3 separate regions of the Mus musculus genome follow, and all the other regions are linked to region 3. Evidence: chromatin loops called from intact Hi-C (ENCODE). Cell type or tissue: heart. All regions are shown on one strand. Each heading gives the region's core, and the rest is flanking DNA. Links, peaks and the distances in the headings are about the cores only.

Region 1 (10,424 bases), core at 2,425-10,424, 270 kb after region 3:
GCTGCTGACTTGCTTCTTTTTGTCCATTTGTTAAATGTCATGGTCCACATTTTGTTTCTAGTTTTTTTGCACCCAGGAGAGCTAGTGCAGACACATGCCTCTTTTAGACACACACACACACACACACACACACACACACACACACACTCCTACTCCTCCCAATAGACACACACACACACACACACACACACACACACACACACACACACACTCCTACTCCTCCCAATAGGCTCAGGTATGGAACTCACTTGAATGGAGTCTTAGGCCAGCAGACTTGCTGTCAGGCATCTGCATTCAAATATACCACAGAAACCTCAACCTCAAATGTTTTAATTTAATCACCCCTCAAACACCCTATATTCCTAGATACCCTGTCACGGGAGGCCACCATCACTGAACCAGCCACACTAGAAAACGAGTAAGTCCTCAGTCAGCTCCTGTCCACCTGGTTGTCTAATATCAGTTACCATTGCTATAACCCCTGAATGCATTCTCTACCCTGGCAATCTAGGTGTATGGATAAGGCAGGCCCACTAACTCATCTGAGCCTCAGTTAGGTAAAGGATTTCACTGAAGAAGGTGAGCCACAGGTGTGTGGCTTCTAGTAACCTGTGTGGGATAAGGAAGATGAGCCCGGGTTCTATTGTTCCTTATCTTTTCTCACTAAGAAGCTGACCCGTACAAGAGAAATGTTGAGCACTGAGCTTCCTGTCAGTATCTAGGCCTAGTTAAACCTGCTCATGGAACAGGGTTAGGATGTAGTCAGGACATTTGGGTTTCAATTTGCAGTGTCTCTGTGCCTTCTTTTCTGAGTCCCAAATATGCACTCAGCCTGAGTTTATCAATTTACATTATCAATATAGCTGATAGTAGGAAACGATTCAGCAGGCCTTGAAATGAGTTCATCTATATGGCTGTCTTGCTGTGGGTTTGTGATCACAAATCTGTTTTCTTCTGCTTCTTTTTAAAAATGTCTCCTGGGTGATGTCATCAGTGATGCTGTTGCTAAGCTCACATTCAGCAAGTGAAAGCGCTACTCATAAATACTGCCTAGTCCCAGCCACTCCCCACCCCCTACACCCCTGTCTTACACACACACACCAGACCCCAGAACCTTCCTGCTCGAAGCCTGCCTGGGGGGTCCACAGAAACTACTGTCACAACACCCTGCCTCTTAGCGAGAGTAAACCTTTTGTCTTAGAGGGTGTGTGTTCTTACACGTTACTCAAAAGTGTTTTGATCCTGCCTACCAAAGATGGATGATTCTCTCCCTATAGATAGACCCAGGGCAAGTGGTGGTCTCAGATGTCAGCATCTCCTTTAGCTTCTTGGTGGGGCCTCGCTCTGCTCCTCCCATCTGTTAGGCTGTTAGCAGTGGGGAGTGTGGAACAGTAGAGTGCTGCTGCTGAGACTGCCAAGGCGAGTTCTCTTCTGCCTGGCTAACAGTGAACTTGACATTAAAGGCAGAGCAATCACTGACCCAGGCCAGGGAGGAAGTTGGGGGCTGCAGCAGCTCAGCTACCAGATGCCCCCAACATGTGGGCTTGGGAGCAGAGGTGCCCACCTGGCTCAGACCATGCACTTACTGAAGACAAAATGTCAGTTTGGATACAAAAATTCCCGGGCTCTGCGGAAATGGTTGGATCTGCCTGTGTATCTTACAAACAAGATATAAATCTGCTTATCATGGTATTTGCAGGGGAGAGCAATGCATCATATTGTTGCCCTTTGAGGACACATAGGTTGAAACCATTTAGCCTTCACTAGTGCCTAATGGTATTTTTATCCATTGTTACAGAAAACACTTGGAACCGTATGAATCCTTGGCCCCCTAGCCATCTTGCCATTATCCAGAACTCATAGGCTAGGTCTTATTCTCCCAGCTTGTCTGTTTCTAAAATCTTAAATGCCTTAAAATTCACTTATAATTTTAGTACTAATCACAATGAAGTTTTTAATGCCTGACAAATTGTAAAACACCTATTTGGTGTGTCACCTAACAGTGTGACCTATGAACCCAGGCCAATCCTTTAGTATTAAACCCATTGCTTTTTCCTATGTCAGGGTAACTTCAGCAGTCTTGTGTGGTTACAAACCTCTTACATAATGCTTGCCTGACTTCCAAGAAAGCTAATGTTTTCCTGAAGCAAATGAAGTAATTTAATAAATGCTTACAAATCCTGCTCTTGATTTTATGTGGGAGGGCTGCTTAATCTGTTTTCTCACTGTCATTCTAATGGTGTTCTTGATGAATATCAAAAGAAAAATCTAACCAAACTTACTTCTAAACTTCCTTCAATGTGATGTATAATTTATATGCTTAGCTCTACAAATGCAGAGTGTTTTTTTTTTAAGTGCACTTTGTAAATAGAACAGTGTGTCCACTATGGAACATTAGTTTCTAAGATTTTCCACTTATTTCTTAAGACTGGAAAATGTACATGTGTGTGCACATGTGCATGCACACATACCCAACTGCTTCAAGATGGTTGAGCCCTTTTCAGCCTGGCTTTGAAGACATTTGTGGAGTTGGAGCAACTGCCTAAGCTGGTATGCCAATTGGCAAAGAAACAATTTTCAAATTTATTAAAAAATACAGAGAGAAGTAAGTCCTTAAGGGTTGGTTCTGCTACCTGACATTGGACCATCCCACAAAAGGATGCTAAGAGCACTGACTTCTGTCAGTAGCTAGGATTACTCATTATATGGGACTTGAGGCTACGCACATGACCAGTAACAGGATTATATCTAATTGGAGAAGTTGGCTTAGTAATGGCCTGTCCATACTCCCTCATATCCTGAACACAGCCTTCAGGAATTTCAAAATGCTCGGTACTCTGTAGTCAGGATTTTCATATCTGTGACTCCAGGGTAATTTTTTGCTACCTAGTGTTAGGGTTTTATGACAGAGGAAATTTTTAAAGCTGAGCCCTAAATGATAAAGAGCCGTCTAGGGAGAACACAAGAAAGGGCATTCGTCCCACAGATAAGAGTAAGTGTGCAGATGAACTCATTTCTTTAATTGTAAGATATGTGCATGGTCAAAACCAAACAGGTTCTCTGCCAACTCCTATCTGAGGGAGAAATATACTATTTCCATTTCTTCCCTGATTGGATGCTGGCCTTAGCTGCAGCAAGTGAAGTACAAAGTGGGTCTTTTTCATGCTACACTAGACTGCCCTGAAGCCCAAAGTGGCATAAAGGGCTGCATAGTTGTTTCCAACAAAGCTGGGTTGCCTGGGGACTTCCTCTTGCAAACAGTGAAGGGCAGGTGATGCTAGAGACCCAGCTAGCAGCTTTACAAACAAGACAGAAAGCATTTAAGGGAAACAAGGTGGTCGGCAGGGGGCCAGATGTGAAATAGGTGGGGTGAGTTTGAGGACCTTGTAACTGATCCCATGTAAATGGGAATGAGAGTTTGAAGGGAACCAGTTCCCTGGGCTCCATGATGGAAAGAGGAACAGAACGATGCCAAGCATTTGGTAGCTGACCAAACGACACCTAGAAGCAATGTTACTTAAAATGTCTAAAAGACAGATGGACACAAATAAAGAACACATCTGAACAACACTGGCTATTTCTAGTGTTTGGGAATAAACAGAATTGCTAAATGGGACGTGCAATGAGTATGTATGCAGAACAGTGGGGACTTTATAAAGAAGTACAAACTACAAACCACTCTTAGCTTTACTTGGCGAACATACACACGTCTTCTCATGGAGACCACTGTTGTAGCCTTGTAGCTTCCCTACAGCTCTGCTGTGGTGGTGGGAAGGAAATGACCTTAGGTATAAAGGAGCAAGCCAAGGGCCATGAATGCTGCTGCCATTTGCTGTCTCCTGTCCCTAGTACAAACCAAAGATTATCAAAGCAACGGCACAGCAACACATGGAAGTACTTAACTAAGTTCAGACTTTCCATCATAAAACCTACCAAAAACTAAAAACCCGAAAATGCTGTAGCTGTAGGCTGCCCTGTCTGTTTTACTATGTGCGCAAAGGGTCTGTCTGAGCATGTGTGTCCAAGGCTTTTTCTCCCCTAGCTGAGCTCTGGGGGAGACACAGCTATGTGCATTCTTTCACGTGCCTTCAGGACAAAGGAAAGGAGCACATACTGAGATGAAGACTGAAATCGGCCATACTGCACCACTCACCTGGCACAGCCACTGTAGCTCTAATGCACGTGTAAAGGCTGTTGACACTGGTCTGTGGCACTGTGCTGTTCCAGGAACAGACGGTCTTGTTTCCATATCGGTGCTATCAAAACTGTTGGACTTATGACAGTTTTCTTTTGCATTTACAGGGGAGCCCTGGAAGCTTATGTTCAGTCAGTGAGAAGCAGGGACGGTAAAGAATTTGCACCAGTTTATCCCATTATGGTTCAGCTGCTTCAAAAGGCTATGTCTGCTCTTCAGTGACTTGCAGTCTCCATGAACAGACCCGTCCAAAGGTGGCAACTACAACTAAAGATCATGGTTGATTTTCTGTCCTTCCTCTTTCTGTTACCTCCAGCACTTTTTCTTTAAATGTCAGAATAGCTCAAGCATCTCAGCCTTCACATAGCACCCACATGGCTTTTTCATAAAGCTACCTATGTTCCCCTTCTCAGACGATGGAGGAAGGCTATTTTACTTGCTGTCATAGTTGGCTCATTATTTTCACTGCTTATGAAGGGACAGTATCCTCCCAGCCTGCCACTTTCTTTAGTGTTAAGCACATAACGAACCAGTGAAAGAAGTCACATCGGCAGGGAGTTGAGGAGTATACACCTGACAGAGCCACTCTACCCCAAAGTGATGTGGGCATGTAGTCAAGCCCAGTAACTATGGCGGAGCCCAAGGCTGAGGCAGACACACTGCTAAATGCTCTTTACTGGATCTAACTACAGCTTTAAATGAAGTCAGGGTTTCTTTACAGTCATTTTACTAGAAACAGGCACTCAGGGCCTTATTTTTTAGTCTTTACTCCATTGTTAACATTCTTTAATTTTTAAAACCCCACCAGAAACCTACTTATAACACCAGAACTCAGTTTTATCAAGAATTTGTTTTCCATCTGCCAATCAGATTATACTGATAGGTATCATGAATTCAGTCAACCAGAAATCAAAGACAGACCTTTTTTTTCCTTTTATTTGAAATAATATACAAGAATATAGTGTGCAAAATTGAGGGGCAATATGTTTAACAAGTGTAAATCAATTTTACAGCTGTGATTACTAACCAAAACTCTCACTTGGTAAGTAACATGAGAAGCCATGATTGTAGCTCAGAGCAAGAGCAGCAGGACTGCTGAAGTACTTGCTCTGTCTCAGAAGCCGGAGGGAGTAAAGTGCAAGTGGTGCACTGCAGTAAGTGCAAAGTCTGCCCCACCAGAGACACACTGACAGCACAGATGAGGGTATGTGGCTGAGGAGACAGGAACGCGGTCAAACACAATGGTGTCGACTGGTAACAGCACCATTACAATGACTGTCCCAATGCTATTAACTGACTGCACCTTGGCCTGGCTTGGGCCCCACTGGGAATCATGGAGCTGTGCTGCCCCCTGGTGCATCCACTCAGCACATGCCCATGGTATCTGAAGCAGGTGGCTCTTTGAGCTGAGACAATGACACCGACACCATCCACCTGCCATGTTATGTTGTCTCTTGGCACTGGCCAGACTAGAAGCAACTGTGTTTGGCAGAGATGCTGGGCCATGTGGTGGCTATTCATGGAAAGGCCAGCGTCTGCTTCACTCCTGATATCGTGGGTACAATACAGATTAATAAGCAGTAAGGAGCTGATGTATAAACAGCAGTTACGTATTTTTAAATTCCCCTTCGTACAATTTAAAATAAAACGTATACACATCTTTCTACTGTACTTTAGCACCACAGGATATCAATTTTCAAGCCTATATTACCTGATAGATATATGAAGTTTGGAAGGAAAATAAGGCAATTTGGTTTACAATGTTGATAGTTATAGCTTAATGCTCTAATGGAGAAAGCAATCCTCACCCATTAAATCATTACAAAACTCAATGCTCCCAGCATTTTATGGTCACACAAATGTAGACAAATGGTGAGACCAAGGTCTTCCAAGCTTTTCCATCCAGAGTCAGTACTTATGCAGATGCAGACTTACAAACACAAGCATCAGGTTTAATGCTGTTGAGAGCCCTGTGGAAACAAAATAATTGGTTCTCAGTTTCCTAATGGCTCATAGCTTAAGTATCTGGAAAATTTAAACAAATGTGAGACCAGCATGCACAGAAAAGTGCTAATGTCCCAAATGAAGTTCCAGACATTAGAGAATTTGTAGGGAATGGCTGTGTGGTTCCATAGATATACTTTGCCTTTAAGCACAGAACCTTGGGTTCAAACCCCTGCACTAAATAAAAGGCGGCAAGACCAACACTTGAGTTTGTTCTGTGACTTGAATGTACACATACACAGAACCTGAGCTTGTATTGCATAGCTGTAATCCCTGAAAGGACCGCAAGGGTTGGAGGCGGAAGCATCAGAAGGTGAAGGTCATCCTTGGAGACAAAAGCAAGTTTGAGGCCAGCCTGGGCTACTTATGAAACCTCGACTCACACACATATACACCAAAAAACACAGAACAAATCTCTACACTACAGTTCATCTGGTGGCTGACCCTACTTTAAAATAAATCCCTGAGCCATTTAACCTACAAATTATATAGGATTGGCTAAACACCCTTAATAAGCCTTCTTTCTGATTACCGTTCCAATAATCTTCATTTTAAAAAAATAATACATAAGTTTATTCTAGTCTATCCTATGTATTTTGTGCTAAATAATCTAAAATGTAAACATAAAGGATGCTATTCAAGTAAAGAACAGTTATAAGAATGGCGTCTACCAGCCAAAGACAGCATTGTGAAACTTCTTTCTCATCCTTCCTGTGTCTCCTAGTTTCTGCCTATAGCAGAAGCCTGCAAGGATGTTACCAAAAACTAAAGATCTTCTACTGTAATGAGTTAATGATGTCCATCTTTTAACCAGACTACTAGTAGTATACTCTAAAACTTCCTCAGCACTTGGGGCATTCTTCAGCTAGCTTGAGAAAATCTGCTTGCTGTACTACTCAAGTGGTTCTTGATAGAAAAGGCAGACTCCAGTATTAGGTTTGAAGTATAATAATGGTGAGGGATCTTTAAGACTCTGCCTGCCATCATGGCACAAGAACACACAGAGCATCAGATCAGGACTTCTGTTACTACTAACACTTACTGAGTTGGTTCTTTTCCTTTTCCAACAGTCAGGATTTAAACGCTTTTGTTCTTCAGCCAAAGCCTTTGCTTCTAATGTGTACATCCTCCTTTCTTCGTTCTTCATTTTTTTCCACCTGTCACCAAGGATCACACTTATGGCTCTGCAAAGTAAATATTTACATAATGTAAAGTTTCATAAAATGTGTAGCAGCTGCTACTACTTTGGGGAGAAATGTAAAAAAAAAAAAAAAAAAAAAAAACAGAAGGGGAAAGATCAAGACTACCATGGTCATTTCAACGAAATCCTGGCATATGCATCCATTTATCAGTTGGTGGAATAATGATAGTATTTACAATTGTTCTAAAACATCCAAAATTGCCAGAAAACTGGCAATTTTCCAAAGGAAAGTTCAGTGTCAGCAGCGTGGGGCATTCAACTTGTATTAAAACTTATTTTGTGTGCAAAGCTATTGTGGTTATGATAATAAAAGCTTTACTCCCCCCATGCAGTGCAAGCCAAGTAAGAAAGACTATCTTTGCTTTAGAGTTTATGTCTAGTGATCTTTTTAAAAGTACATTTTAGGTCAGATTTGTACTTAACACAAGACACTGGAATAAATCCAAAAGGGTAAGAGGGAGTCAAAGTTGATAGGACACATTACTGTACAAACTTCAGACTATTTCCCTGTTTTCCTAGTCATTCAGATACCAAAACTATTAGCAGTGACACGGTAGCACACAAGAGCCTCCTGAGAAAGAAGACAGTGATGCTTCAGGGGCACAGGAGCCACAACTAAAATGTAGAGAAAGCGCTTTGTCTTGTGAAGTCCAACACATCAAACAATTGAATGTGCTATATTTTATTTAAAACCAACTTATACAGTTTCTGATTAAAGATAGCATAAAATAGCTGACATATCTGCCATCTAAACCACAGGAATAGACACATAGCAGTCTCAGTCCCCCAGAGTTAGAATGTTTCAAATGGGGTGCTGATGCATTCTTGATGTTTTCTCTTAGGTTAAACATGGCGGGCAGTGTGAGGTGCGCTATGATTCAGTCTAGACTCCTTCCTCGCTTAAGTTTCAACCTCATTAATGTATATGCCAACTGGCCTAATAGCTTTCTATATGTCTACATTCTGCCCCTAAGAAAAAACTTCCTTATTCATGGAATAAAGATCTACCTCTATAGAAGAAAAAAAAACCCAAACTGGTTTTTGATTTGGAAAAAGGTCCATTTGACTCATTTCCCGTTAATGTGTTACTCATATACAAACAATACAAAAATGCAATGGAAAGTGAGAGTTATGAGTTATATGGGAGTTATCTTTGATAAATAGATCCTAAAATAGAAAAACAAAAAAGTGGAAATGAGACAGCTACTCTTAAGAAAGACCTTTCCTCCAGAATTAAAGTAAACCCAGAGAGCTATTGGCATTCCAGTGTTTACAAAGTCTTTTTAATATAATACAAGAACACAAGTACCATTTCTAGATGTCAGAGGACACATTTAATAAGCAAGTACCAGACAGGTATGAAAAGAGAAACACATGCCCCATCTGTCAGGAAGTCTCTAAGATGACCTGGGGGGGGGGGGTAAGTCATTCTTAAAATGCTTTTACATTTTAGAAGTATGTTTTCTGCTAAACTATAATATATTCCTGACCAGAGACTACTCCAATGTGAATTAAAAAAATTACAGGGTCTCACTACTTAGCCCTAGCTACCCTCAATTCCAGTTCTAAAGAAATCACCAAATACTAGGACAAGGCTATTCTGTACAAACACATCAACTCTTAAAGATGCACTTGGAATGCAAAGCTTCTTTCTAAAATGTAGGTAGTATTAGAATTACTTCTTTGAGGAGCTGGAGAAATGGCTCAGCAGTTAAAAGCACTGACTGCTCTGCTCTTCCAGAGGACCCAGGTTCATATCCTGGCACCCACATAGCAGCTCATAGTACAATCTATATATTATAAAAACTATATATGTAAAGTCAACATAAGAAAATGGGAAGAAATCAACAAACGACACTGAAGGAGTTTATTTTGCAGGCACAGTTACTGTGAACTGCCCTGACAAGTCAAGAGTTGCAGTCATTACTATTTTATTTACCTGTTATCTTTCCCTGGATACATCTGAGTATATTCAACTCTGTATTTTTTGGCAAAAAGCATGAAGGCATTCATTGGTCTTTTGCACTTATTAGGAGAAGTGGCACTCACAGTCCCTGAGCTGTGGCTTTTGACAGCTTTAGCATACAAAGAACTAGAAGAGAGCTGTGATGATCCAGGTGAACCACAGCTTTTACTGAATTCAGATCCCGAAAACTCTTGACCAGTACCAGGTCCTCCTCCACAAGACAGAGATGCACGGCGCTGACGAGCCATACTACTCAAAACATAGACCGCAGAAGAGTCCATAGGTGTGAAGTCATAGCTAGAGAATTAACAAAATTAGACTGAGGTTATAAAGTATCTAAGACAGAAATTTAAAAATCTTGCATTTGACTGAAACCTTCACTGCCCCTTACCTGATGTGTCTTTACCAGCTTCTGCCACTACACTTAGTAGGAAACCTCATATATGCAACTGAAAACATCTTTACAAAGCCAACCTCTACGCCCCACAAAAGAAGTCATAACCAGCATATCTCCTTCATAGCAGTTAACGTCTACAGACCCCATACGTGTCCTTCGCTCCTTCACTCTTCTAGATTCACTTTTTAACAAATTTGATCATCTCATTTCTTGCCTAGAAGTATAGACCTAGGAAACTAAAATGGAGTGGGCTATAGTTCAGGCCTGAAAGCTAACTGAACAACAAGAGCTAGTAGAGGAGGGCAGCCTGTTCAGCCCAGTACTCCTAGCATTTAGAAAACTCAGGCAGATGGATCTCTACATAGAGGCAAACCTGAGCACCACAGAAGGTTCAAGGCCAACCTGCCCTAAGATGAGACCTTGTCTCCAAAACTGGCTATGGAATGGGATAACTTAAACAACATAGCAATGTGAGATTTGTATAGATACAGAAAGTTGTAATATATTCAGGTCCACCTATGTATAGTTAGTATCTTAACCCACCCATATCAGTAAAGGCCACATTCTGTTATATAAGTTCAATTTGCATAAGCACCAAAGCACCAAAACAAACTAGGCATAGTCCTGCTCTTCAGCAAGCCTGGAGTTGGGGAGTCCATCT
Region 2 (10,429 bases), core at 825-8,824, 150 kb before region 3:
TCAACAGATGGCTGTGAGCCACTGTATTAGCCAGGGCTCTCCAGAGTCACAGAACTTATGGGTAGTCTCTTTTTTAGGGGAATTTGTTGAAGACTTACAGTCTGCAGTCCAACAACCAACAATGGTCAGCAGCAGCTGTGAATGGAAGTCCAAGGATCTAGCAGTTGTTTAGTCCCACAAGGCAAGCAGGCAAAGAAGAAAGAGCGAATCTTCCTTCTTCCAATGTCCTTATGTAGGTTGCCAGCAGAAGGTGTGGCTCAGATCTTCTGAGATTCATAGCCACTATGCCTCAAGATCTCCATGCCAAGATCCAGAAATTTGTATCTCCCAGCTTCCAGATAGGATCACAAGTGAACCTTCCAATTCTGGATTGTAGTTCACTCCAGATATAGTCAAGTTGACAACCAGGAATATCCACTACAACTAGTCACATTAAATATTGTACTAAGGCTGAAAAAATGGCTCAGTAGTTATGAGCACTGGCTGCTCTTCCAGAGGTCCTGAGTTCAATTCCTAGCAACCACAAGGTGGCTCACAACCATCTGTAATGGGATCTAGTGCCCTCTTCTGGACTGCAGGCATACATGCAGGCAGAATGCTTTATACATAATAAATAAATGACCTTTTTAAAAATTGCACTATTTTATTGTATGAATTTGAATAAAATGGTAATAGAAAATGTTCATGTAATTTTTATTTAAATGTGTTCTTACACAACTTATACACATATGCAAATAATTGCAGACCACTCTCATCCTCAGCCTCTCACATCTTTCTACCATCCCTGTCCATCCCGTTGCTCTCCACAAATCTCTAACATTCATGTCCATACATCTTATTTTGTTGCCCATTGGTTTTAACAAGGGCTATGCCTGTGAACATGGATTTGGCACTGTGGGTTGGAGACTGGTGGACTCAGAGGTAGGCACACAACTGAAAGCAGTAATCCCTCCTTTCCCAGACTCTGTCTCTACCCAGTAGTTCAGTAGTAAAGAGTAGGGCCACATGAGCCCTTCCATTTTATAACTGTAGACAGGGGTAGTCTTGAAGTAACACTATAGTTGAGGGTTAATGATTGTAGTGGTTGTATCAACGAGAGTATAGAATTTCACAGACCTTCATCCTGTCTTCCAGCATACCCCTTCTGCAAGGTTGCCTGAGCCTTAGAGTGGGTGATATAAATATCTTGCTTAGGGCTGAGACCACAGCTGTGACTTATTCTCGGTATTTTGGGAAGCCATGAGTCTCTTGCACTTGGTGCCGTTCATTGTGAGGAGAGGGTTCTCTGAATAAGGCTTCAAGTAGGTATGAACATATTCAGAAGGTAGTTTAATGCTATGTCAGTTTCCTTAAATGACAACAATAAGTCCCTCCTCTGGGCCTGTGACTCCACAGACCTGTGTCATTAAGTGGGGTTTATCGTGCCAGGCATGGGTCATTCCCTTCTGTGGAACAGGCCTCAAATATAACCAGAGAGCCCAACAGCAGTCATGCCACTATTGCACAGGCAGGTAAGGCTCGACAGGATGTCTTAGTTCATACATTTCCCAGTAGTGCCTTCAAAAGCTAGCCAACAGGGATGAGGTTTCCAATTCAGTTCCATATTGCTTTTTTTTGTACCTGGCAACCAAGGTGTGTGGTGTCTTCTGCAATCTGATCTTGTGAGCAACCAAGAGGACTAACAAGAGCCTGTATTGTAACTCCCTTCAGTGTGTGTGTGTGTGTGTGTGCGTGTGTTTAATTTGGGTTATATGATTGTGGTCTTCTATATAGCTTCTTATATTTTTGGTTGTGAGCCTAGCCTTTAATGGCTGAGCCATCTCTCCAGCTCCTATATTGCTTCTTTATATTCCCTTTGTCCCAGGTAATTCTCCCCACATATCTGCAATCTGCCCCTCACCTCCCCCACTGCTTAGACCTTTCCACCGATAGTATCCCCCTCTTTACTATGCCTTTAGGCTCCTCCCTTAAAGTGCCTCCCTCCAGGTGTCCCTCACAGCCAGAAGCCACTCAGCCCATAGTTTGAAGGATCAAGAATGATAAAGCACCTGAAACATGGAACCAAAGACAATAAAGCTGCCGTAAAGAATTTTTCTCATAGCCTTTCTCCCCAGACCATCCAGTTTCCCACTGATCTCCAGCTGAGTCATCTGTTTTAGTTGTCAGCAGACACAAGAGCTCGGCAGGGGAAGTCAGGCGCCTTGTATTGCTAGAGTAGAAGTGGGGCAGAGACTGCTGCGTTTATAGTGCACCTGCTGCTATAGGAACGGTGCTGCTTATCTACCCATGAAAGTGTAGGGGGCGGTAAGTACCTGTGCCCTTAATCGTGATCATCTCAGTCTATTTGGTGTTATCACAAAATATGATAAGATTGGGTGAATTATAAACTTAAAGTTTCTTTCTCAAAGTTCTAAAGGATGAAAATCCCAAGGTTTAGTGTCTGGCTAGAGCTGATTTTTTGGTTCGTAAGTGGAGTCTGACAATTATCTTTACTCTTGTAAGAGGAAAGGTATCTTTCTGGTGTCTCTGTAATTTTATCGTAACCCAAGTATCTCCCCTTATCCCCACCTCCTAATACTGATATAACGCCAATTAGGTTTTGACATATGAATTTGGGGGAGACAGAAGCATTCAAACCACAGCAAATGTTATTCCTGAATAAAATGAATTGAGGCGACTGGTAGCATGTTTTGTTTTGGAGATAGGATCTTGCACAGGCAGGCTATCCCCCATCAGATCTGCTTTGTGGCCAAGGTTGACTTTGACCATGTGCCTCCACCTCTGAGGTGCTGAGACTATATGCATGCAGTACCACACACACCCACTGCACTGGGATTCTAGAATAGCATCCTTGTTTTATTCTGTACAATTTTGAGTGTTATGGGTTTATATTTTAGTTCGATTTGGGGGGTGTATTAGGGTTCTCTAGAGTCACAGAACTTATGGGCAGTCTCTATATAGTAAAGGAATTTATTGATGACTTAGTCTGCAGTCCAACTCCCAACAATGGTCAGTAGCAGCTGTGAATAGAAGTCCAAGGATCTAGCAGTTGCTCAGTCCCTCACGGCAAGCAGGCGAAGGAGGGAGGGAGGCATGGAGGGAGGGAGGAAGAGAGAGGGAGAGAGAGGAGGTGTAGCCAAGATTAAAGGTGTGTGCCACCACACCTTTAATCCCAGATGACTTTGAACTCAGGGATCTCCCAGTCTTAATCTTCTGGAATCCATAGCCACTATGCCTCAAGATCTCCATACCAAGATCCAGATCAGAAACTTCTATCTCCCAGCCTCCAGATTAGGGTCACAGGTGAGCCTTCCAATTCTGGATTGTAGTTCATTCCAGAGATAGTCAAGTTGACAACCAGAAATAGCCACTACAGGGGGGGTGGGTTTTTTTTTTTTTTTTTTTTTGAGACAGGGTTCTCTGTGTAGCCCTGGCTGTCCTGGAAACTCACTGTGTAGACCAGGCTGACCTCAAACTCAAGAGATCTGCATGCACCATGGTGCCCAGCATTCAAGTTGAACTTTTCATTCATATATTTGAATAAGATGAACTCATCACATGGACTTAATTGAGGGGAGTTTAAAAGAAATGTAAATTTTAAGCAGAGCTCTAGAATTAAGAACATATGTAGTGTAACTCTGTCTAATGGATTCTGCTCAGGTGGCTGCAAATTAACATTGAGACTAAGTGGTCATGCCTGGTGCTTTACAGCATCCTTCCCTCCGTGCCATTGGTCATACTTCTCTGTGAATCCCTAAATGATCATCTAGCTGCACTGCTATTATCATACCTTGTTTTTTTTTTTAAATCTGGTTTTATAGAAGAAAAAGGATTGGGAAACTTTTCTAGGTTAATGAAACTCAAGAGATTTAGAACTAAATGCAGTACTTGAAGCTTTAGTCTCTGGATGCCATAGGAGATGGGCATGAAAACATTGGAGACATTTTAAACACATATATGCTAGAAAATATCAGAAATGCATTATTTTCTCTCTCCTCTCTGTTTTTTGTTTGTTTGTTTTTGTTTTTGTTTTCCCGAGACAGGGTTTCTCTGTGTAGCCCTGGCTGTCTGTCCTGGAACTCACCCTGTAGACCAGGCTGGCCTCGAACTCAGAAATCCGCCTGCCTCTGCCTCCCAAATGCTGGGATTAAAGGCGTGCACCACCACTGCCCGGCAAATGCCGCCTTCTTCTTCTTCTTCTTCTTCTTCTTCTTCTTCTTCTTCTTCTTCTTCTTCTTCTTCTTCTTCTTCTTCTTCTTTTCTTCTTCTTCTTCATTTTTTAAGATTTATTTATTTGCTTTATGTATGTGAGTACACTGTAGCTGTCTAAGGACACACCAGAAGAGGGCATCGGATCCATTACAGATAGTTGTGAGCCACCACGTGGTTGCTGGGAATTGAACTCAGGACCTCTGGAAGAGCAGCCAGTGCTCTTAACCGCTGAGCCATCACTCCAGCCTGCATTCTTTTCTTAAGCAGTAATGGTGCATGAGTTGTTAGAGATGCATACTGATGAAGTCAGGATAGAATATAATGACACAGCAGCCACCTACAGCATCAGCAAGGTATAGGTAAGGCAGTCATAGCTGTGTGTTTATGGTGGCTGTACTGATGTGTAATCTTCATGTTAAAGACTGAACTTTTATGGCTTTCCCAAATCTGAATGTTGATATCTTCACACCCAGCTTTAAAAAGTTATTTATTATTACATGTGTGCATGAACCTCAGGTCATGTATGGAAGCTAGAGAACAATTTGTAGAGTAAGTCGGTTCTCTTTCCACTCTAATGTGGCTTCTAGGGATCAAACTCAGGTCTCCAGGGCTGAAAGGCAAGTAAGAACCTTTACCCACTAAGCCATCTTGCCATCCCCAACGTCCAGTTTTATGGTATTATAAGACTTCCAGTGGGTGATTAGCATTAGATTCAGGCACGTAGGTGGAGATAAACAAACTGCTTCCTTGGAAACCTGTTGGTGTTTGAGTCTCATCTCCAGGGCACTAAAGCACACCACCATCTGCTTGCCTCCCTTATACAGATACATAATGCTGGCTTCTTTAATTGCACAGGTGACTTGCTGCTGTAGAGCTGTGGGTACAGTGGTGAGAGTTTGGCTCTGCAGTGTCTCTCTGACTGATCTTGGAAACTTCCCAAACGTCTCCTTGTCTTAAGTCTCTTTGTCTTTCAAGTAGAGATGATCGTCTCGGTCTGCAGGGGACTTTAGGAAGTGAAATTGACCAGTGACTTTAACTAGCCATAGTCCCCATCATTTCCTTTCTCAGGTAAATAAAAAATTTCTAGACTCAAACCTGTTTAAGGAGATAATGTCCACTAGGTGGCACCAGCCCATGGGTAAATAAAATATCCCAAGATTCTGTAGTCAAAAAATTGGAAATTATAAGGAAACAAAACTGCAGTAGTACTAATTAATGTTCGTATCTACATATAAGTTTTCTGTACTCTCCCCCCAAACTAAGACGGTAAAGCATAAGACAGTAAAGTTTTGTTCTGATTTGTGACTCAAGGCCCCTGTGTGGATACAGTTATCCTTGGGCTTGTGTTTTGCAGAAACCTTCTTGGTTTTTGTTTTTTGGGTTTTGTTTGATGTTTATTTTGCTGATAAGGTATGATTTGGAAAAGTCCCCTCTTGAAAACCAGTGGTTTTTGTATAGCCGTTGTCTTTCCTGATTACTCCTTTACTCGGGATTTACTGACTGTTTGCTGTGTGTCTGACACTGTTGCAGGCCCTGTGATAGAACTCTGGCTAGGTACGATACTGCTCCAGATGCACGGACAGGTTGTGATGACAGAGTTAGCAGGCGGGCACCCAGGACAGTGACTGGGGAGACTTCATGAGTCAGACCCTCTGACTGTGCTGCTGCGGTCACAGTCAGAACCTTGCCAGCTTACTCAAATGCTGTTTTCTCATGCTCTCCACAATCCTCCTTCCAACACAGCATCTCAGAATTGCTGAAATGGTGACCCTCTCCCCCTTGGGAGAAAACAACTGCTTCTTGTGTTCCCAGCTTTCACCCTCTACCCACTATTAAGCTTTGCAGCCTCTAGAAACTTGCTTTCATTTATTTTTGGTTTGCCTTTGAGGAAGGATCTCTTTGTGTAGCCCCTAAGCTGACCTCAAACTCATGTTTCTCCTGCCCTCACCTGCCTTTTTTTGGGATTATAGTATCACATCTATTTTGTAACTTGCTTCCTAGTGGGGTAAAACTGACACTGTTCACACAACAATTTCGGACAGGTTCTATGCTCTGAAGTGCTTAGAGCAGGTCATGTAGGGTAAAGCACAGACCATGCTTAGAGTAGAGCACTGTGGCATAGAGCAGCCATGGCACAGGATGGCGAATGCATATGTATGCTCTGGGCAGAGAATGTCTTGTTGGGAAGATGCGACCTGGGAAATAAGAAATCCATAGTCTTTGCTTAAAAACTTCAAGAAGTTAGGTTAGAGGAAGAGCTAAGTGCAAAGGTGTTGAAGGACGTGGCTGCTGAAAGGACAGAGCGATGCTAGTGTGCCTAGAATCTTATGATTTCCTGAGGGCTGGCTGGGGAAATGACTTCCGGGAGGAGAGGTGCCCATGCACTAACAGATTTGGCTCAGAACAGAATGATGAACTTAACACAGGAAAGGAGTGGAACTTCTTGCACAAATAGAGGGGCTTCCTTGATGGGAGCTGAAACACCTACCTTACAGTTCCTTTCCTTAGTTTAAAGAATTTTTCTCTCCATTTTCTCATTCCATCTGATTATTTCTTCTCTTCTACTTTCCGCACCACCCTTTAGTTAAGCTTGTCTGCAGGGCTCGTGCAGAGTACTCTTATAGTTGTCTATGAAATATTTTCCTGTAGCAGTCTTATTCAGCCTAGAGCCCTAGACTGCACACTCTCCTCTCCATCTCCCAAATTCACATCTCCCCTGGCTTTTTAATTTAGCTGTTGTAATGGTTTCAATAGGTGTGGCCCCCATAGCCTCATGTGTTTGAATACTTGCTCCATAGGGAGTGGCACTATTTCGGGGATATGGCCTTGTTGAAGGAAGTATATCACTGTAGGGGCAGGCTTTGAGATCTCCTGTGCTCAAGCTATGCCCAATGTGGCTCACTGTCTCTTCCTGCTTCCTGTGGATCAAGATAGAGAACTCTCAGCTCCTTCTCCAGCACCATGTTAGCCTGGATGCTGCCATGCTTTCCACCATGATGACAATGGACTGAGCCTCTGAACTGTAAACCAGCCCCACCTAAATGTTTTCCTCTGAAAGAGTTGCCTTGGTCATGGTGTCTCTTCACAGCAATGGGAACCCTATCTAAGATAGCTGCTCTTTTGTTTTTGTTTTTGTTTGTTTAGTTTGGTTTTTCAAGACAGGGTTTCTCTGTGCAGCCCTGGTGGTCCTGGAACTCACTTTGTAGACCAGACTGATCTTGAATTTAGAGATCCTCCTGCCTCTGCATCCCAAATGCTGGAATCAAAGGCATGCACACACACACACACACACACACACACACACACACACACACCCCAGGTCTTTTAGTTGCTTACTTGACACTTTATTTGTATAAACACATCTTTAACTTAACACACCCAAAATGAGGATTTAAGGTTTTTGAGTCCCCTACCCTTCTGAAACAGACAAACTGAAGCACGGGGCTCTCTGGAGATAGTCATGGTACGTAAAGTGTCATGCTCAACGTTATTTGTGCTCTCTAAGATTTCTGGTTCTTCTCTTTCAGAACATTTGAAAGATTATATTTATGTGTGTCCTTTCCTTTAGTTCCAGAAATAGGAATGGAAACCCTGTGTTGCCCCTTCCCCTTCCTTCCAGATCTGCTTGCTTCCATGAATACCGATGTGGTCATGTGCTGAAATGTGGATATCTAAGATTAAAATAGCCTGGAGTGCTGGGGCAGGGCATGGAGGAGCCCTATCCCAGCAGTCAGTCAGTCTCTCTCCCTCTCCCTCTCCCTCTCCCTCTCCCTGTCCCTGTCCCTGTCCCTGTCCCTGTCCCTGTTCCTGTCCCTCTCCCTCTCCCTCTCCCTCTCCCTCTCCCTCTCCCTCTCCCTCTCCCTCTCCCTCTCCCTCTCCCTCTCCCCCTCCCCCTCCTCCTCCCCCTCTTCCTCCCCCTTCCCCTCCCTCTCCCTCTTCCTCCCCCTCCCCCTCCCTCTCCCCTCCCCCTCTCCCTCCCCCCCCTCCCTCTCCCTCTTCCTCCCCCTCCCCTTCCCTCTCCCTCTTCCTCCCCCTCCCTTCCCTCTCCCTCTTCCTCCCCCTCCCCTCCCCCTCCCCTCCCCCTCCCCTCCTCCTCCCTCTCCCTCTCCCTCTTCCTCCCTCTTTTTCTTCCTCTTCCTCTTCCTCTCCCTCCCCCTCCCCCTCCCCCTCTCCCTCTTCCTCTTCTTCCCCCTGCCCCCGTGTGTGCACATGTTTATTGTTGTAACCTAATCAAATCCATCCTAAGTGCTATGTGACTACATGGTTTTTTTTTTTTTTTTTTTTTTTTTTTTTTTTTTTTGACAAATGTCTTCCAGCCGTTATTTGTGACTAACTGGCATCCATATGTCTCCCTAAACAGAACTTCTAGAAGTGCAGTGTCCCACGCTATCCCTCTGCAGTGTTCTCAGTTTCAATAATTACCATGCATTTAGTTACTCAGTCAGATCCCAAAGCAAGGAGCAATTATCTTAATTCCACTTCTTCCTCAACACTAAGCCTGATCCGTGAGAGCTTCTAAATGTGTCTCTCATACATCCCGAACCTTTACAATCAGCTTCTTCCTGGTCCTGCCTTCAGACGCCCAGATAGCAAAGGAATTCTAGCCCCTACCCCCTTGCCATCTAGTTTCTACTGAGAACTAAAATGGTAGGTTCTCTTGTAGCCTTTGGAGAAAGTGCCCTGCACATAAAAATAAACCAACCTGCACTTCTCAGAAAACCCTTTTTAGAAATGTAAATCTGGCGGGGTTTGATGACCCCACCACTCCGAAGGATCTCGAGTTCAAGGCCAGCCTGGTCTATAGAGTGAATGCCAAGGCTACACCGAGAAACCCTGTTGCAAAAACAAACAAACAAACAAACAACCATAAACAGACAAACAAGCAGGATAGCTGATTATATTTTTTTCTGTTTAAAATGCTCCCTATAGCTGGGTGTGGTGGTGTTCAATTTTAATCCCAGCACTCAGGAGGCAGAGGCTGGTGGATCTCTGAGTTCAAGACCAGCCTAGTCTACAGAGTGAGTTCCAAGACAGCCAGGGCTACACAGAGAAACCCTGTCTTGAAAAGTATGCTTTTAGATGTTGTAGGCCATACTCTGGCAACCTTCTTGACTTCCTTGTCTCTTGCTACACTCGGGTTCGAGACAATACCCCCTGCAGCAAACTGCATTATGTCATGCCTTCAAAGTCCATGCTGGTGGTTCTGCTTAAAACCTGCCCGGGGCTGTGTGTGCTGATTCTCCCTGTTAGTCTCTCCTCTGATACTTTGTATCTCTGCCAAATATCTCCCATCTAAGGCACTTCCACAGTAACTAGTCTGACCTGCAGGGCCTTGGCTTCTGCAGCCACAGGTATAAATAGTTGAATTTTTTGCATTGCATGGTAGTATCATTGATAGCAATTAATTTATTATATTATCTCAAGGGGAATATTTTTGTTTTGTTTCTTTACAGTGCTGGAAATTGAACCCAGGGCCTTGTATATGCAAAGCATTGACTACTGAGCTAAGCCCCAGCCTGTCCAGGGAGGAAAGTGAATGTTTTCTACAGGAAGAAACACCATTTGCCATGATCTGATCAATATGTTGTTTACATATATTAAAATATACAGTACCTTGTAAACATGTACAATTATGTCAATTAAAAAGCCTTAATGTTTGAAAAAAGTTGTATATGTATTCAACCCACAGACTTATCAGTTTTCCTTAAAAATGCAGTGTAATTAATCTCACAACCTGTCCACTGTGTTGGGTACTGTCATTAATACAGAGACGATGTAAAGTCCAGGCTGCGGGGCGTGGCGGTGCACACCTGTAGTTCCTAGGCCGATCTCTGTGGATACGGAAGGATGATTGCTTTTCTTAGTATGTTTGCTTCTCTGTTAATCATTTCCCACATTAAAGTATAAATTTCATTAGAACGGAGAGTGTATCTGTTTTGTTTACGGTTCCGCAGATGCCCAGTCCATAGCCTCTGTGCCAGTTATAAAACAGGTACCAGGTAAAGGATTGCTGAATATGTGACTGAGGAGGAGCTGACGGAGGGCCTAGTGCCTCAGCTTAAGGGTCCGGAAGCTGACGAAGCAAAGGACGTGGATCTCCACATCTCTCCTAGTAGCCCTTTAGCTTCCTGGGATGAGGAGACTAGCAGTCTGGATAGGCCAGTCACCCAGTGTGGAGGAGAGCTGAGGCACCACACTCCCCAAGTTCCAAGCGCTT
Region 3 (10,429 bases), core at 1,378-9,377:
TGATGGAGCAGTGTCAGAATAGCTGATTGTATCACAGGGTCCAATATACAAAATCAGCCAGTATACTCTATTAGATACTAAAGAACGTGCTAGTGAATGTAAAAATGATGGCTGTATCAACTGATATAAAAATAGCATTAGACAAGATATTCTTATACAATATTGAAAAGTCTTAGAAAGGCAGAACTTTAGGGAGCTTCCTTCATTTGATGAAGGCCATTCATCAGAAATCCTATGTGGGCTGGGTGGTGGTGGCGCACGCCTTTAATCCCAGCACTTGGGAGGCAGAGGCAGGCGGATCTCTGAGTTTGAGGCCAGCATAGTCTACAGATTGAGTTCCAGGACAGACAGGGCTACACAGAGAAACCTTGTCCCCTCACCCCCAAAATACAAAACAAAACAAAGGAGGAAAAGAATTGGATGTTTGTTCTCACCCTTGTCAACATAGTGAGAACTTTTAGCTAGCACAGTAAAGCATGGAAAAGATTGTCCAGTTTTATAGATGACATGATTGTTCATGTAGACAATCCCAAGACATTTAAAGAACTTTATAAGTGAGCTCAACAAGTTTATAAGACACAAGCTCAGTATAAAAAAAAATTAGCTATGTTTTTAAGAACTCTTAATGAACTTACATATATAAAATTAAAAATACAATACTAGTGGGGAGGATGGCTCAGTGGGTAAAAGTGCTTGCTAAGTAAGCCTGACAACTCAACCCAGATCCCTAGAACTGACATGTAAGTTGATCTCTGACCTCCATATGAGAGAATGAAATAAGTAGCACACATGTCCCCTGTCCTCCCTCTTCCACAGTCAGTCAGTCAGACAGACAGTCAGACAGGCACATACAAAACAAAATGTTTTTTTTTTTAAATACTTTACATCTGAAACACAATCTACACAAATATAAATACTATGCTTTACTTAGTACCATTAAGAAGATGAAAGAGCAAGTTCCACACCAGGAGGAAACACTGGCAAGCCACAAAGGAGTAGCACCTGGAATATGCAGACCCCTCAATAGTCCACAGGAAACAAATGAAAAACCTCAAAACCAAGCCAAAAATGGGCCGAGCATTTCAATAAACATTTCTATAATGAACATAAAGAAATAGCCAGGAAGCAAAAAGATGTTCAACATTATTAGTCACTAAGGAATGCAAAGCCAATCACAGAGGGTTCTACTTGTCACCCAGTGGAGTGGGTATAGTGAGTAAAAAAGCAGAATTAGATGAAAAACATTGTCAAAGGTGGGAAGAACTGGAACCCTTGTGTGCAGCAGGGGAGTAGGCAAGGTGCAGCCCTAATGGAAAACAGCACTTTTCCTCTGAACAACGCAGGCTTAACATGTGATCCACTTGACTACATAGCTCCGCCCAAACTGAAATGGTCTGAGATATTTAAATTCTTATGTCCATAGCAGCATTACTTGAAATAGCCAAAAGGTAGAAGCAATCCAAATGTTTACCAACCAATGAAAAGAGAAACAAATGTAGTATGTACAATACCTAGTAGACTACCTATTCACTTTTACACAAGGAAGGAAAGGCTGGCATATGGCACTATGTGAATGGACCTTGAAACAATTTTCAAAATGCTAAGGGAAACTAGTTATTCTCAAAAAGACAAGGCTCAACCACATGAGGCATCTAGAATAGTCAAATTCCTAGGGAAAGAAGCAAAGTAATAGTTCCTAGGGGTTGGAAGTGTGAGGAATGAAGAATTACTGCTTAAGGGGTTCAGAGCTTCAGCTTTAAAAAATCAGACACTCAATGCTGCATAGATACATAAACCTTGACAGTTAAAAATAAGGGAAATAAGTTTATTTATTGGTTTTGTCTCTTTTGGAGATAAAGTCTCAATATGTAGCCCAAGATACATATTCCCAAAAAAAAAAAAACCGTGCGTGCACATTTATATCTATTTAATACCTAATGTATGCTAATACATTACCATTTTTGTAGGTGTTGGGCTAGGGATGTAGCTCACTTGGTACAGTGCTTGGCTAACACCCATGAGGCTCTGGGTTTGATCCCAGCATTAACTGAGCTAGTCATGATGACATATGCCTTTAATGCCAGCACTTGGGATATGGAGGGAGAGGATTAGGCCTTCAGCCACACAGCAGGTTTTAGGTAGCCTGAGATACATAAGACTCTCTGGGAGAAAAAAAAAGCATGGAGAAATGATCTACTTAAGGTCACAAATATACCAGCAGAGTGACAGCACTGGGATCCCATTCTAAATCACGATTCCAAAGCTAGGGGTTTGAAAAGCCTTTGCAGGTGAGTCACCATACTATGTGTGGTGAAAAATGTACAAAACTGGGTACATCTAAGGGAAGCTAAATATTGGCTTATTAATAATTTAACAATACTTACTTTGAATATCGAACCATCGGGGCACAGACTTTTACCAGCTGTCCAGAATGAAACATTTCTATCGGGTCTTTTTTTCTTTCTTGACATATTGTGGTTGGTAAGGAGTCACTTCTCATGTGTACAGGTTAGTTTCAAGTCTGAAAAAGACAGTCTGCAAAGAGAATTATGCATTTCAGTATTTGGAATCCCCATCACTGGGCTGGTCACATAGCTGTTGTATGGGAGGATACTTGCTGCATGTGGCAGACCCTGGGTTTAAATTTCAGTATTGGAAAAAAAAAAAAAAAAACCAAACAAACCCAAAACTATTATTCTTGTAATTTCATCTTTCATGAGCTTGTGTACTCAGAAATAATTTGAGTTTCTTTCCCCCTTATCAATAAAAGAATATCTTCCCAAATTCTGCCTCTACTTACAGGATCAATAAATGTGAAAAACTGCACAGAGTAGTTTTCAAAGACGATATGGGAAACCACTAGGTTTTCCCTGTGTGTGTCATGTGATGATTTGATTGTTACTTTTTTGCTTATTTTTTGAGACAGGATCTTGCTATATACCAGGCTAGCTTACATAGTTGCTAACCTAACCTTGCCGGTGCTGGGATTACCCTGGTGTGCCTCCATACCCAACTTCAGATTCGTTTTTAATTTCATGCATTTTACTTTCATGATTAAACCAAGGGATCTGGCTTTAATTGCTTCCCATAAAATACTTTGTATGATAGACAAACCGAAAAAAAGGAAAGTTAGGTGGCAGTAATAGAAACTCGTATTTCAAAACAAATCCTGGTATTTTGGGGCTAGAGAGATTGCTCAGTGGTTAGGAGTATGGACTATTCTTGCAGAGGATCTGAGTTCAGTTTCTAGCACCCACATTGGGAGGATCATGGTACTTCTATGCTCAGTTTCAGGGGGTCCTACACCTCTGGCCTCTGAGGGGACTTGTAGCACACACATATATTCATCTACATACATACACATACAACTTAAAAAAGAAACTCTGATACTTTTATTCTAGTTTTTTTGTGAATCAGAAGGCAGAAACAACTTTATTATTTTAAATAATCTAAATTTATTACCAGTGAAGATATTCAGTTATTACCAAGTAAGTGCACCGTAAATAACTTTTATGCCCAAAGTACAAGTGATAAAATTGTTTAATATTTTTCATGTTGTACTTAAAGCTTTTGACTTCATAGTTTTTGTTTTTATATTCCATTTTGGCCTTTGTAATCTATTGCCAGATAAAAGCTAACTCTATAAAAGGCTAGTTGTTCAAAATTCAGTCTTTAATGTTTGGCAGTAGGCTAAATGAACACAAGGCCAATATACTGAAGGATGTCATGGCTTGCAAGAAATCTTTGGAAGTGTCAACACTGTTCAGAGGAAAATGGGAGCGTAATTAAGCTAAGTCAGAGATGGGCTATGTCGATATGAGGAATAAACACGGAGTAAACCACTAAGAGACTATTTGCAAAGGAGGGAAGAATCTTACACATTACAGAACTGGTACACACTAGGAGGTGGTGATCGGCAATGGCGTCATGACTGACTTTCTAAAGCATGATTTTGCTCTTACTCATTCTTGTGGCCAGACTAAATGGCAAAGTCTGCTTCAGTATGAATTTCTTGAATAAGCTATAGCTTTCAATCTTGATAGTAAATTAGGATGCAGAAACTTTTAGGAATAAAAATGCTTAAGTCACATCCAAGACCAAAAACAGCTCTCTGAACTTATGGGATGAAGGTATCAATATTTTGTTTTAAAGTTCTCCAAAGCATGCAGCACCGGACATAATATTTTGGTAATATGTGCTTCTACACCTAGAATTCCTTTTAAAATATAAGTGAATTTTTTTTTTTTTGAAAACTTGTGCTGGTATGTATAGTGGGCGTTAAAAACTTTATTGCATATTAATATGTAGACTAAAGTCAATCTTTTTTTTGTGAAAAACAAGAAAGCTAAGGAAAGAAAATCATCCTGTAATTCAGATAATGCTATTCGTCGTGTATGATTATTACAAACAAAGTAGTTTCGTAAACTATGCATACTGAAATCTAATGCAACTCTAGGCGCGCTGCCTCTCGCTACCGCATCGTGACTGAGGTCAAACACAGGAGGGAAAAATCTTCTGAGGCGATGTTAAGGGAATGCAAAATGCAGAGTAGCTCCAGACCAACTCAATAAATAGTTACGAATATTTAAACGTTTTTATTTTTAAGGGCAGAGCTTAACAACTATTCTTCCCCAGCATATACTGCCTGCTACCCGGGCTTGCCACTCCAGGCGGGGACTAGGTAAGGCTGAGCAGCCCTAAGCTCCCACGTGTTGGGCGAGGAGGGCCGTGACGCTCCCAAGAGCCTCTTCCCCACGCCGGAGTTCTCAGGCCCAATACTTGCGTTGGAGATCGGCGCGGTGGCTGCGTCCGGAGCGGAATGGGAGAAGGCCCCGGCGGCGACCTGTCTTTCCTTGCACGTAGGATTGTAGTACTTAGGTTCCCAAACGCAACCCGGGCCGGGCAGGTGGGGCGGCGCCTTGATTCTGCGTCACTTGGAGGGCGGGGCGATTGCAAGACGTCATCAACCCGGCACTTGCCAACATGGAAGGTGGAGACAGCACAATTTCCGTAGCAGGCCGTGGGGCTTCGGGTTCCGCAGTAGTGGCGGCGACCGTGCAGGCGATCCTGCAGGACGGTAAGGCGTCGGACGGTGGCCCGGCCTGGGTCGCCCTGCCTTGCGCAGAGTCCGAGAATCCTACCGGTCACTTTGCACAAAGTTTTCCTGTCTGGACTTGGCCACTCCCCTCCGCCCGGCCCCCTGGCGTCCGGGATTGTCCTGGTCCCCCAGTTTCACGGGGAACGTGTTCCTCTCTTCCCGTGGGTGTCTTGGGGAAAACACCTGGTGTCTAGTTGCTGGGGTTTGCACTGGATCATGATGCGCCCGGGACATCGCTGTAGTTCCTGCACGACGTGGTCGGGGCTGATAGCCGCTACTGCTGCTCAGTTCCTGACCAAGGATTGCACTGTCCGTGCCCAGAAGTGTGAACTCACCCTAGGTGACAGACCGCTCGCTGCTTAAGGAAAGGGATGGAGGATGCAAAATGTGGAGTTGGAAATTTCCGTGTTCAGTTCTTGGGCTATGCAGGTGCCTCTGTTATCCATACATGTCGAGTACTGAAGTCAGGATTACTGGTAGTTTGAAGAGAAATTATCCCAAGTAAATTAACTATATACCTTTCTATAGTATAGTACGCTTGAAAGTCAAGTTCGGTTGTATTAATGCTCAATCTGAGAGACAGAACAAAATTCAGTTTGCTAAAGGTATTAGGCCTTAATCATCCCATCTTTTCTCTAGTTGACACTAAGTTCTTTCATCTATTAAAAGCGTTTGCATTTATCACCTTAATTGCTTCCGAGGCCCTTGCGCCTCCTCCTCCCCAATCCCCTTCCCCCTTGTTTTTGAGACAGGGTTACTCTATGAAACCCTGACTGTTTTGGAACTCCCTGTAGATCAGTCAGTCTAGCCTTGAACTCACAGAGATACACCTGCTTCTGTCTACCACCTGCTGGGATCAAAGGCTACCAAGCCAAGCATAGGAACCTCTTTTTATATTCCACAGAGTTAAAAGCAGTATTCTGCATACAGTAGGAACAGATTTTTTTTTTTAATTTTCCACATAAGAGTGGCTTAAAGGATCAAACTGAAATTTAAATTATGGTGTTTTCCCTGATTGTTGAATATTTTATATCTTTTTAATAGATATTTTATATCTTGTCAAGACTAGTGATGTTTTTCAGAGTTAGGTTGTGGTATATTCTTAGAGTTTCTGCCTGATGCACCTCATCTTTGTGTCTTAATTGAAATTTAAATTTAACCAAGTTTCAAAATCCTGAAACGAGTGTGTGTGTGTGTGTGTGTTTAATAGCTGTCCAGCCTTTGAGCTTAAACTGAACTTAAAACTATGCTTGCTTTTTTCCTTCTGTGGTTTCAAATACAATTAAGTAAAGTCTCAGCAATTAAATAAAGCCCTTTGTTTTAAGGACATTCCCTTCCTTTGTGCTGTGGAGTTTATTCCTGTCTAGAATCCAAACACTCCCATTCTATAATGTTAAAATCACTTTGCAGAGGTCCTCATTGGTTCCTTGGAAGTAAGTCAGATGGGCACTTCTGCTTCTTATCCTATTTAAACTTGTAAAAGCTTGGCTCTTTCCTTGAAGTAATTTGTTATATGATATAAGGATCCCACACTATTTGTTTATTTTTCAAGACAGGGTTTCTCTGTTGTAGCTCTGGCTGTCCTGGAATTTAATTCGTAGACTAGGCTGGTCTAGAACTCAGAGATTCACCTGCCTCTGCCTTCCAAGTGCTGGGATTCAGGACCTGTGCCACCACTGCCCTTGTATATATGTATGTATGTATGTATGTATGTATGTATGTATGTATATATGTATTTATTTAATTTCCTAAATTCCTTTCCAGTTTCCCCAAATGTACCTGAAAATTTGATCATTTTGTTCAGTAACCAATTCACTGTCTTTAGAATTTGCCTAAAGATAGGGTTGATAGGCTCAGTGAACAGGTGCAGAGTTGGAAAATTTGTGAGCAGCTTCTGATTTTTCACTGATAAGAATACCACAAAAGAGATAACTTATGTGATTTATTCTGGAATATCAACCACTGAATAATCTGCTAGCTGTGTTCATCTTTTACTGTCGCGTCTATGGGAGATTGTACTCACCATTTCCTTTACACAGTTAGCTCTTTTGATTTAGTCATTCTTTCCAGTTTCTTTTTCTCTAAGCATTCTTCAGGAGTTTCTTTACCCAACTCCCCAGGTTCTGGTGTCTTCCTGGGTTCTCAGACCTATGTTGTCCACTTTCTAAGTCATATAATCACTGTGTTGGTCATTGACACACAGTAGAGTAAGCTGGGATGTGAGAACCTCATGAGGAATCGCTTCCATCTTACTGGCCTATCTACACATGGGACATTTTCTTTATTTTTTTCTTATAACTTTTTTTATTCTTTCTGAATTTCACATCATGTACCCCAATCCCAATCATTTCCATGTTTCTTTGTATCTGCCTTTCACCCTTATAGTCTCCTCTCTAAGGAAAAAAAAAAAATCTTGCTGTGGAAGCTGTGGCGTATCCACAACATCACAACATACCCCTTTGTCCACTTCTTTACTTGGCAGATGTTCATTGCAACCAGGCACTGGTCTGGTTCGAGGCTTCTGGCTTCTGCTACACTATCTATTCTGGATCCTAACTAGGATGCCTCTTGAATATCCTGTTGCCCTGTGTCATGGAGATCCTGCAGTTTTGAATCTGTAGGGCTGGCCCCTTCTTAAGCTTCAGCAGTTCATAGATGTTGGTATGGGCCAACTCAAAGTCCTGGATCTGGGCCTGGGTGATAGTTGAGTTGATCAGCCTGCTAGTTCTTCAACACCCATACCAGCAGGGCCAGCTCTCTAGCATTGCCCGGGTTAGCTCACCCAGTGCTGTAGCTGCCAAGAAGTGGGGCCAGCTCTTCTGCTCTTACTGCTCATTACAGCCAGCTCTGTTGTGCTGCCCAGGTGAGGTGTGGGGTCCACTCTCCAGAGTGCTGCAGCCAGTGAGAGTCTGGGCCAGCTCTGCTCAGCCAGCCCTTGGACATCATCGTAGTCCTAGGCAGCAGCCCAGACCAGGGACATCCACCTGGCCTTTGGTGGTAACATGAGCCATGGACATTGACAGAGACCCCTGCTGCTGCATAGCCACAAACCTAGACATGGCCCTTTCAGGAGCTCAAACTGAGACTGTTTTATGGCTCTCTTAGGCACACTAATTAAAATTTAAACCATAACTTTAGCTCTCATGGTACCTTTGCTTTCCTAATGATAGATAGACTGTAACCTGTAGGCTAAAATAAGCGTTTTCTTCTACAAAGATCACTGTTTTTTTTTTTTTTTTTTTTTTTTTTTAAATCACAACAGAAAAGCAAACTAAGACAAATTCATCCTTCTCTTCTGAATTATGGAACTATATTTTAACCATGCACTGGAATTTCTGTGTTGGTGAACAACATATGAACAAGTAGTACATATTCTATGAAAACATTAAACAATGTAAATTTCTTCCTGTTCTTGAGTCTTTTTTCTGATTGTGTTGCTTCTTATGGTTGGTAGTTTGTTAATTGAGTGCTGACCCTTTGTGCAGTTGTCAGACTCTTGGAGGCATGGGCTTGTTTCTCATCTCTGTATACTTAATGCCTCAGGCATCTAGCTTCATGCAAAACTGAATTCCTTATATCAGATAAAGAATATTCCATTAATTATAGAAACTTGGGAGTTTTCCTTGGTTTATTCTACCTTATGAACGTATCAAGTCCAACTCATTATCATGTTCAGATAATGGCCAAATGTGTCAGTTGCTTGATATTCTTAAGTGACACTGTCTTACTTGGACCTTCATTGTGTCACCTGGGCTGTTAACACAGAACTGTGCTTTTTCTGACCTCTCTGATTCTTCTCCATGGGAAGGTGTGTTGGTAAACCAGCTTTCTTGGAAAATAAGAAAAGGCCTGGTTTGTGTATTCCATGGCGTACATACCCCTACAGTGAATGTTTGAAAGGCACCTGTCTTATAAAACCAGCTGACTCAAAAAATTCCTGAAAATGTCACAGTTGGCTGTTAAAAGCTAATTGTGACTAAGTCAAGCATATTGCTGGGTGACAGATCCCTTCTTAGGGATTTAGGGATTTAGGATCATTGTTGTAGAACACAAAACTGATGCTGTTCTTGCTTGGCTTTAGATTGCTAAGTAGCATACGTGTTGAATATTTTGTATGTCTTACAGGCCTTTTATCAACCTGCCCCCCAGCCTTCCTTTGAACCTTCATCTGTCTTTCTTTTACATTTTCTGCCTAATGCATACATTCTGTTGTCCTTTTTTACTAGACTTATTACCCATGTTAAAGTCTGTCATTTTGATATTTGCTGGTGGTAAACCTGTGTGAATCGACTTACATTTTCTGGGAAGGATTCTTAATTCTGAGAAAAACTTGCCAAACAGGAAGAAAATGCAGTTTTCAGAATTAGGGCCAAAGTAGTAATGTTTTATTACTTTAGTTTAAGAATAGTTTGAATGTGAGAATAGCTAAGACTGGTTTGCTCTTAGCACTGTGATACTTTTAGATGACAGATTGATTCATTCAGTCAGTATTGAGTACCTGACCTTGCCTGGCCTTGTTCAGGCTCTAGAGAGAGGTGGCATTAAAGCAAACATCTTCCCTTAGTGGAGCATGTATTGTAATGAGTATAGACAAGTTCAGTACATGGTTAGGAGTATATAGCTCTTGCTTTAAGCAGGTTCTGTGTATCTCATTTCTAGCATTTCATTTTCCTTATCTTTTTATTCAAGGGTTTATGGATTCCTTATATATATTTTAGAAAAGATACATCATGATTTCTTTTTCCAGTATATTTGAACACACCTTTTCTATTTATTTTACCTTTAAGTCTTGAATTTCAGTGCTACCTATAAGTTAGTGTTTGCCTATTTTTATTCAAAATTTAGATTCATATCTAGATAAAAATTAGATTAAAAATTAGATTCATGTTATAGAATATATAACTGTATTTATATACTCACTCATCTAGAGATATCTGAAGCAATACATGTTATCATTAGTCAGTTTTTCTTAAGCATTGTTCCTAGCAGTAATCTCATTTTCTTGGAAAAAAGGTTAGAGTTAATAGTTGTGATTTTAATCTTTTATTCAGCATTTTCCTGCCTTGTGATTCCCTTTAAAAGTAAGCATTTGGAAACACAGCAAATCAGACAATGCTGATATACCCTTTAATCCCAGCACTCAGGACAGGTGGATCTTTGAGTTCAAGGCCATCTGGTCTTAAGTTCCAGGATAGCCAGGGCTATACAGAGAAACCCTGTCTGGAAAAACCCAGCCTCACCCAATCCAACCCATTCCAACCACAACCCCAACCCCAAATCAAATCCCAAACCAAACCCAAATCAAACCCAAAACAAAACAAAACAAGCATA

Evidence for each region. Hi-C counts contacts between places; a loop is a spot of excess contacts. Peaks named below come from ENCODE experiments on the same cell type or tissue, not always from the same donor. Only the 100,000 strongest peaks of a DNase experiment are listed, where the experiment ranks them.
Region 1: a loop joins it to region 3, with 2.3 times the contacts of the local background. A loop is called at or near these places in 9 of 42 quality-filtered maps.
Region 2: it touches region 3 in a loop (2.6-fold over the local background); 14 of 42 quality-filtered maps call a loop at or near these places.

Annotation. Positions count from the first base shown.
Region 1 is chr12:31,921,343-31,931,766 of GRCm38, forward strand. Cog5 (component of oligomeric golgi complex 5) reads left to right here. Exons shown (of 23, transcript NM_001163126.1): 22 at 4,303-4,449. The coding sequence ends at 4,417. It overlaps Hbp1 (high mobility group box transcription factor 1), which reads right to left. Exons shown (of 11, transcript NM_153198.3): 9 at 9,340-9,663; 10 at 7,242-7,383; 11 at 5,113-6,165. The coding sequence ends at 6,148. Among named protein-coding and RNA genes, the nearest start is that of Hbp1, 24 kb to the right of the region's middle. In heart, for the core only: a CTCF peak has its summit at 5,553 (motif pointing left); a DNase peak (open chromatin) is centred at 5,619.
Region 2 is chr12:31,502,839-31,513,267 of GRCm38, forward strand. It overlaps Gm40362 (a long non-coding RNA gene), which reads left to right. Exons shown (of 2, transcript XR_872643.3): 2 at 9,666-10,131. Among named protein-coding and RNA genes, the nearest start is that of Gm40362, 8.4 kb to the left of the region's middle. In heart, for the core only: a CTCF peak has its summit at 5,326 (motif pointing right); no DNase peak of the experiment used is centred there.
Region 3 is chr12:31,649,907-31,660,335 of GRCm38, forward strand. It overlaps Dus4l (dihydrouridine synthase 4-like (S. cerevisiae)), which reads right to left and starts at 4,920. Exons shown (of 7, transcript NM_028002.2): 1 at 4,784-4,920; 2 at 2,385-2,535. The coding sequence starts at 2,500. Cog5 (component of oligomeric golgi complex 5) reads left to right here and starts at 4,963. Exons shown (of 23, transcript NM_001163126.1): 1 at 4,963-5,077. The coding sequence starts at 4,984. In heart, for the core only: a CTCF peak has its summit at 5,193; a DNase peak (open chromatin) is centred at 4,935; H3K4me3 peaks cover 2,452 bases; H3K27ac peaks cover 1,614 bases.